2 separate regions of the Homo sapiens genome follow, and region 2 is linked to region 1. Evidence: chromatin contacts called from ENCODE Hi-C data. All regions are on one chromosome and are shown on one strand. Each heading gives the region's core, a stretch centred on a gene start or an enhancer-like site at or near the end of the contact. The rest is flanking DNA. Distances are from core to core; before and after follow the strand shown.

What was found. A loop is a pair of places that touch in the nucleus more often than their neighbours do.
Region 2: a map of posterior cingulate gyrus shows a loop between it and region 1 (2.1-fold over the local background). The contact joins two enhancer-like sites. A Hi-C loop is called at or near these places in 1 of 168 maps with a recorded cell type or tissue (posterior cingulate gyrus).

What each region holds. Positions count from the first base shown.
Region 1 is chr4:2,071,078-2,074,045 of GRCh38, reverse strand. POLN (DNA polymerase nu) reads left to right here. Exons shown (of 26, transcript NM_181808.4): 25 at 1,017-1,078; 26 at 1,747-2,128. The coding sequence ends at 1,932. Among named protein-coding and RNA genes, the nearest start is that of NAT8L, 13 kb to the right of the region's middle. Within about 2 kb of position 1,570, at least 4 of the 41 ENCODE cell types and tissues checked have a DNase peak (open chromatin) inside an H3K27ac peak, as active enhancers do.
Region 2 is chr4:2,456,068-2,459,035 of GRCh38, reverse strand. It overlaps CFAP99 (cilia and flagella associated protein 99), which reads right to left. Exons shown (of 16, transcript NM_001193282.4): 12 at 172-313. Among named protein-coding and RNA genes, the nearest start is that of RNF4, 12 kb to the left of the region's middle. Within about 2 kb of position 1,520, at least 2 of the 41 ENCODE cell types and tissues checked have a DNase peak (open chromatin) inside an H3K27ac peak, as active enhancers do.

The DNA.
Region 1 (2,968 bases), core at 321-2,820:
TCCAGCTTGGCCTGGGCCGGCTCTCCAGCCTCGCCCCCATAAGAAGGTCCCCAGGGGGGCCCAGGTCCTTCTGCAGGGCTCCCCACCATGCACATGGGCCGTGTGCCCACCTGCTGGCCGACAGCTCCCTGCAGACGGTGACCGGCTCCTGCACAGAAGACATTGAGGGCCACAGAGCTTGGGTGGCCGCTGGCCCTGCTCAGGACACACCAGGGACAGGTCCCCAGGGAGACCCTCGCTCTGCTGGGGCCAGCAGGGCTGGAAAGTGAGGTGGCGCCCACCACGGCTTGGGGCTCCTGCCGCCATCTTTGCATTGCAGTGTCACACAGCACAAAAGGACTGAACGAATGTTTATCCAGGGGCTCCAGGTTTCAGAGCAAGCCCTGAGAAAGCCTGAGCTTGCGGGTCCCACCTCTGGCCCCTGCCCAGGCCTTCCCTTTCGTAGGGCTCTGAGCCCCACTGCTGCATGGTGATCCACGCCCCAACAACGGGGTCAGCCTGCCTGTGGCACAAAGCCACTGTTGCCTCAAACTTCACCGGGCAGTAGTGGGGATGGGGGGTTCTTGTGTGCCTGGTGGCTCTGGCTGGTGGGGGCTCCCTGTGCCTCCCCCATCCTCCCAGCCCCAGTGGCTCTGGAACAGAGCTGGCATGACGCCTGCCCCACCCCATGGCCCCCAGCTGGGGTGAGCTGAGCCGGAGGGGTAGGGGTGAGGGCCAGTGCAGTGTGGTGGGCCAGGCCAGGAGGAGGGGCTGCAGCGAGGGCCAAGGGGCCTGCGAGAGGCATCCTGGACTGTGGATGGGGCCGGGGGAGCTGGACTCAGCCTCAGGGGCTGGGCACTCAGGGGCTCCTTGTGGGCATTAAGGTCCCACAGCTGGTTCAGGTGACCGAGTGGACACAGGAAACAAGGGGGCTCAGGGGCCGGGGCAGGACTCGGGCCTGAAAGTTCTCTTATCTTCGGCTCCCAGGCCCCAAGGCCAAGAGACCAGCAGGGCCTCCTCTCTCTTCCGCACTCTAGCTCTCGTCAGGAGGACCATGGAGTCCTTGGAACAGGTGCAGGCATTGGAGCTGCAGCTTCAGGTGAGGGGACACTTAAGCCTGCCCGGTCTTCCGGAGCCCAGGGTGAGGGGAGGCCAGCACCCCCAGGGCAAAAGAGCCAGGCCAAAGGGTGCAGCCCCAGCCCCGAGATGGCCACTCCACAGCAGGCACAGCCGTGGAGGCTGGACCGTCCCTGAAGCCCGGGAAGCCCCACCCGACTCTGCTCACTTCAGTGAACAGGGACGGCAGCCGGGGCTGGACCCCTCCCTCCCTGTCAAGAGCTGTGAAGGCTTGGTCCACTCAAGGTCAGGGACCCCCGGGAGGGCTCTCCTGGCCTCTAGGAGCCACCAATCCTCCCGGGGGCAGGACCCTGAGGGGCAAGCACAGGATGCCCCAGGACACACCCACCCATCCAAGGGCACCTTGTCTGCCGGCCGCAGCCTACCCACTGGCACAGAGGCCCTGGCAGGTGGGGGAACCTCCGCCAAGATCGAGGTGTCGTGACTGGGAGGTGGATGTGGCATAAGCCTGTTGCTGGGCGAGTGTGGTGAGTGTGCACGTGTATGCACATGTGTGCGTGTGGCTGTCTGATCATGTATCTGGATGTGTGCACCTGTGTGCTGTAGGCCCTGTCCCCCTGCTTGGGGTCTGGGAGGTGGCTGGGGGTGGCTGGCCCAGGCGTGGGGCTCACCTCTGGCTGCCACCTGCAGGTACCCCTCAAGGTGAGCCTGAGTGCCGGCCGCTCATGGGGACACCTGGTGCCACTGCAGGAGGCCTGGGGCCCTCCGCCAGGCCCATGTCGCACTGAGTCTCCCAGCAACAGCCTGGCTGCCCCTGGGTCCCCTGCCAGCACCCAGCCCCCACCCCTGCATTTTTCGCCTTCATTTTGTCTGTAGCCCCAGGCAACAGTGGGAGGAGAGAACTGGTTTCCAGCAGTCCATTGTGTGGCCTTCCCCAAGGTCACCAGCTCTGTACGCCCCAGGACGCATTAACCCTTTGGGGCTGGGGTGGCCCGCCATCCCCTGGAGTAAATGCCTGTGCAAAGCCCTCCTCATCCTTGTCTGAGTGAATTCTTCCTGTGAGTGGGAAGTGCCGCGTCCACCACCCCCAGCCACTTGGCCGGGGCAGGGCTGAGTGCCCCCAGTTGGGAGTGACCCAGGCTGGGTCTGGGCCAGACACTCCAGACTGGGTAGGCACTCCCAGCTCCCTCTCCCATGGATTCCAGGGGAGGGGGCTGCCTCGTGGCTCAGCAGCTGCTCCCCCCGGCAGGTGTCCAAGAAGCCACCAGCTCTGACGCCCTATGGTGTCACCCCCTGCTGGCTCCCTTCGCTTTAGGAAGCCATGGCCCAGGGCGTGCACCGTCCTCCCAGGCCAGCCCAGCGTGCAGCCCTGTACTGAGATGGAGAGAACACAGCCTCCCCGCAGGCACTGAGGCCCCTAGAGCTTGTGTTCCCGACTGATGTGTCAGGAGGACCAGAGGAGCCCCTCTATGAGAAGACCTGGCCACCCACTGCAGGCCTCCCCCATGGATGCAGCCTAGGGGCCACCGAGGACCCGCGGGCGTCTGGGGTCACATGCTCTCAGGCCACAAGGTCTCTCCCATGAGCCTCCTGCAGGCTAGTGACCAGTGGCTGCAAACAGGCTGGCTCCTGAGACAGCCAGTGCTCCAAGCAGCTCCTCCAGACTCTTCCCGTCCCACGTGCCCCTCTGCCTTCCCTCATGCACAGTGGCCTCACTGCCAGCCCAGCAGGACACCTGTGACTCACCTCCACCTCACAGCAGGCTGCGACAGAGGCACCAACACGATCCCCTCTTTGCACGTGGGGAAACTGAGGCACCAAAAGGTCACAGGGCTCAAAAGTGCGCCAGCCAGGATTTCAGCCGCATCCTCACCCTGTACCATGGTTCCCTGTCTCTGTGGTGGCCCCTGGA
Region 2 (2,968 bases), core at 271-2,770, 390 kb before region 1:
CCCAGGGTTCCCCAGCCAGGACTCTGGCCTCAGTGCGGCCACCTGGGAGTGCCTCCCTCAAGGGGTCCCTGACCCTGGACAGCCATAGTGGCTCACTCAGGAAAGGGTGGCAGCCCAGCACCCGAGTGGGGAAGAGCGGGGTAGGGCCAGTGACATCTGGCTCCTGACTACCTGTCTGCTGTCGGCCCTTCGCGAGCTTCGTCTGGGCCGCCTTGGCGTTCTTCTGCCCCTCTATCACCTGCTCCACCAGCTCCTTCCTGGACCTGTCCTCCCGGAGCCGTCTCTCTGCACGCTGCAGCATCAGCTTGGCCATCTGCCCAGACAGCGGACCTGCCACGGTGAGTGGGGCTGCTCCGGCTTCCCTGCCTGGTCCCGCCCCAGCCCAGGGCGCAGCATGAGGTCTGAAGGTGGACCCAGTCCCTGCCCTTGAATCACCCCAGAACCCAGGTCTAAGCCCATTCACTCCTGGCGGTGCTCTGGAAGTTGGGCCTGCGGGGAACTTCCACCTCATGTCCTCTCCCTTCCTCCCAGTGTGGTCTTGGGGGGAACCTTCCTGCATCTGAAGCCACCCAGTTTGTGGTACTTTGCTGTAGTAGCCCTAGAGACCCAGTGCACCCAGTAGCAACGTAGGCTGTTCACAGTGGAGGGAACCAGGGTAGGGGGCCCGGGGTAGGGGGGACGTGGAATACCCTGTTCTATATTTACGGCTTTTCTGTAAATTTAAAAATTGTTCTGAAATTAAAAAATTACTTTAAAAGTTTCTTTAAAAACTTGGTAATACGTTGTGTAGAAATATGAGGTGAAGAAAGTGGGCACCAAAAAATACCAAGATTCCCGTCTCAGTCAACCAGACAATGAGCAAAGAGAGAAAAGAGGCGTCCACACCGGCCCTCCCCGCGCAGCCACAGCGTCAGACCATGGCACAGGGAGACGGCTGGGCGCCTCAGGCCGGGAGTGCAGAAGAGGGCGGCGGTGCCTCCTGGCTCTTTGGGAACGTGGAATCAGGGAGGCAGCAGCAGTCCACAGAAAAGGCTCCCGCTTGGGAGTAAGACACACAGGATGCTAAGTTCTGCCTCTGCCACCCTGGCAGCTCCCTGGCAGCGGACAAGTCTCGGGCCTCTCTGGGTTTCAGTTTCTTTGTGGGGAAATGAAGATGGCCACGCCCACCTCCTCAGGTGCACTGGGTGCAGGGCCAACACCTAGCAAGGGCTCAGGAAAGAGTGTCCCCATCAGCCACAGCACCAGCCTCGGCACGGAATAGGGAGTCGGCACAGAGGAATGAGCAGGGGAAGAAGGAAAAGAGGGCCACAGGCCGGGAGCAGTGGACAGGGATAGGTGTTTGGCAAGCGATGAGTGTGTGGTCACCTGGCCAGGCTCACAGTAAGGAGAGGGTTTCCAGGCAGTAAGCAGCAGAGAGATCAGCCTGAGGGCCTGAGTCCAGGGTCACATGCCTGGCTGGCTCCACTCAGACATCAACCTTGGACCCACGGTCCTGCCTGCCGTCACTCAGGGGCCAGGGGCAGCCACATGCATCCTTGGGCCCTGCTGTGGACATCCCACCAGGTTTCCCACACATCCCCTCCTCCTTCCTGCCACAGAGCATGGCTCGCACTGGCTGCTCGCTGAGCTCGCACCAAGTCCGAACTTTCAGTTACCTGCACTGGCACCTTCAAAATTAAAATGAAGGTAGAACACATGGAACAGCATTTCTGTGGCCAGAATCAAGTGGAAAAAAGATGCAAGTGCTGCTTGATGAAACAATCTGCCTGAAGACTTTGGTAAAATGTACTCAGGGCCAGCTGCAGCGGCTCACGCTTGTAATCCCAGCGCGTGGGGAAGCTGAGGGGGGAGGATTGCTTGAGCTCAGGAGTTTGAGACCAACATAGTGAGACCCCGTCTCTACAGAAAATACAAAACTAGCCAGGCCCGGTGGCTCCTGCCTGTGGTCCCAGCTACTCAGGAGGCTGAGGTGGGAGGATCATTTGAGTCCAGGAGTTTGAGGTTGCAGGGAGCCATGATTGTGCCACTGCATTCCAGCCTGGGAGACAGAGCAAGACCCGATCTCAAAAAAAAAAAAAAAAAAAAGTATTCAAAGAATGATTACCCATGACATCCAAAACATGAAATGTCATTCCTCACCCAGGAGTTGAGTGTTGACACTAGTACAGCTATTCTGGGTTAATTTCACAGTGATAACAGATTAAAAAACAAGTTATTGGCCGGGCGCGGTGGCTCATGCCTGTAATCCCAGCACTTTGGGAGGCCGAGGCAGGCAGATCACCTGAGATCGGGAGTTCGAGACCAGCCTGACCAACATGGAGAAACTCCATCTCTACTAAAAACACAAAATTAGCCAGGCATGATGGTGCATGCCTGTAATCCCAGCTACTCAGGAGGCTGAGGCAGTAGAATAGCTTGACCCCAGGAGGCAGAGGTTGTGGTGAGCCGAGATCGCACCATTGCACTCCAGCCTAGGCAACAAGAGTGAAACTCCGTCTCAAAAACAAACAAACATTTTTTTTGTAGACGCGGGGTCTCACTATGTTGTTCAAGCTGGTCTCGAACTCCTGGGTTCAAGTGATCTAGCTGCCTTGGCCTCCCAAAGTGCCGTGACTACAGGTGTGAGCCACCGCATCCAGCCATAATTTTAAAATATATCCTTTCCAGCCCCATTGCTAGAGTACTTTAAAACTGGTGACTGTAGGCCAGGCATGGTGGCTTATGCCTATAATTCCAGCACTTTGGGAGGTCGAGGCAGGTGGATCACATAAGGCTGGGAGTTTGAGACCAGCCTGGCCAACATGGCAAAACCGCATCTCCCAAAAAAATAAAATAAAACAAAACAAAAAAAACCTGGTAACTGTTGAAAAAAACAGAAAAGCACCCAGATAGGGAACTCAATACTGGCTTCTATGAGGCACAGAGGTTCCTTGGAGAATAACTGAGTCTGTGTCTTAAGCAGAGAACA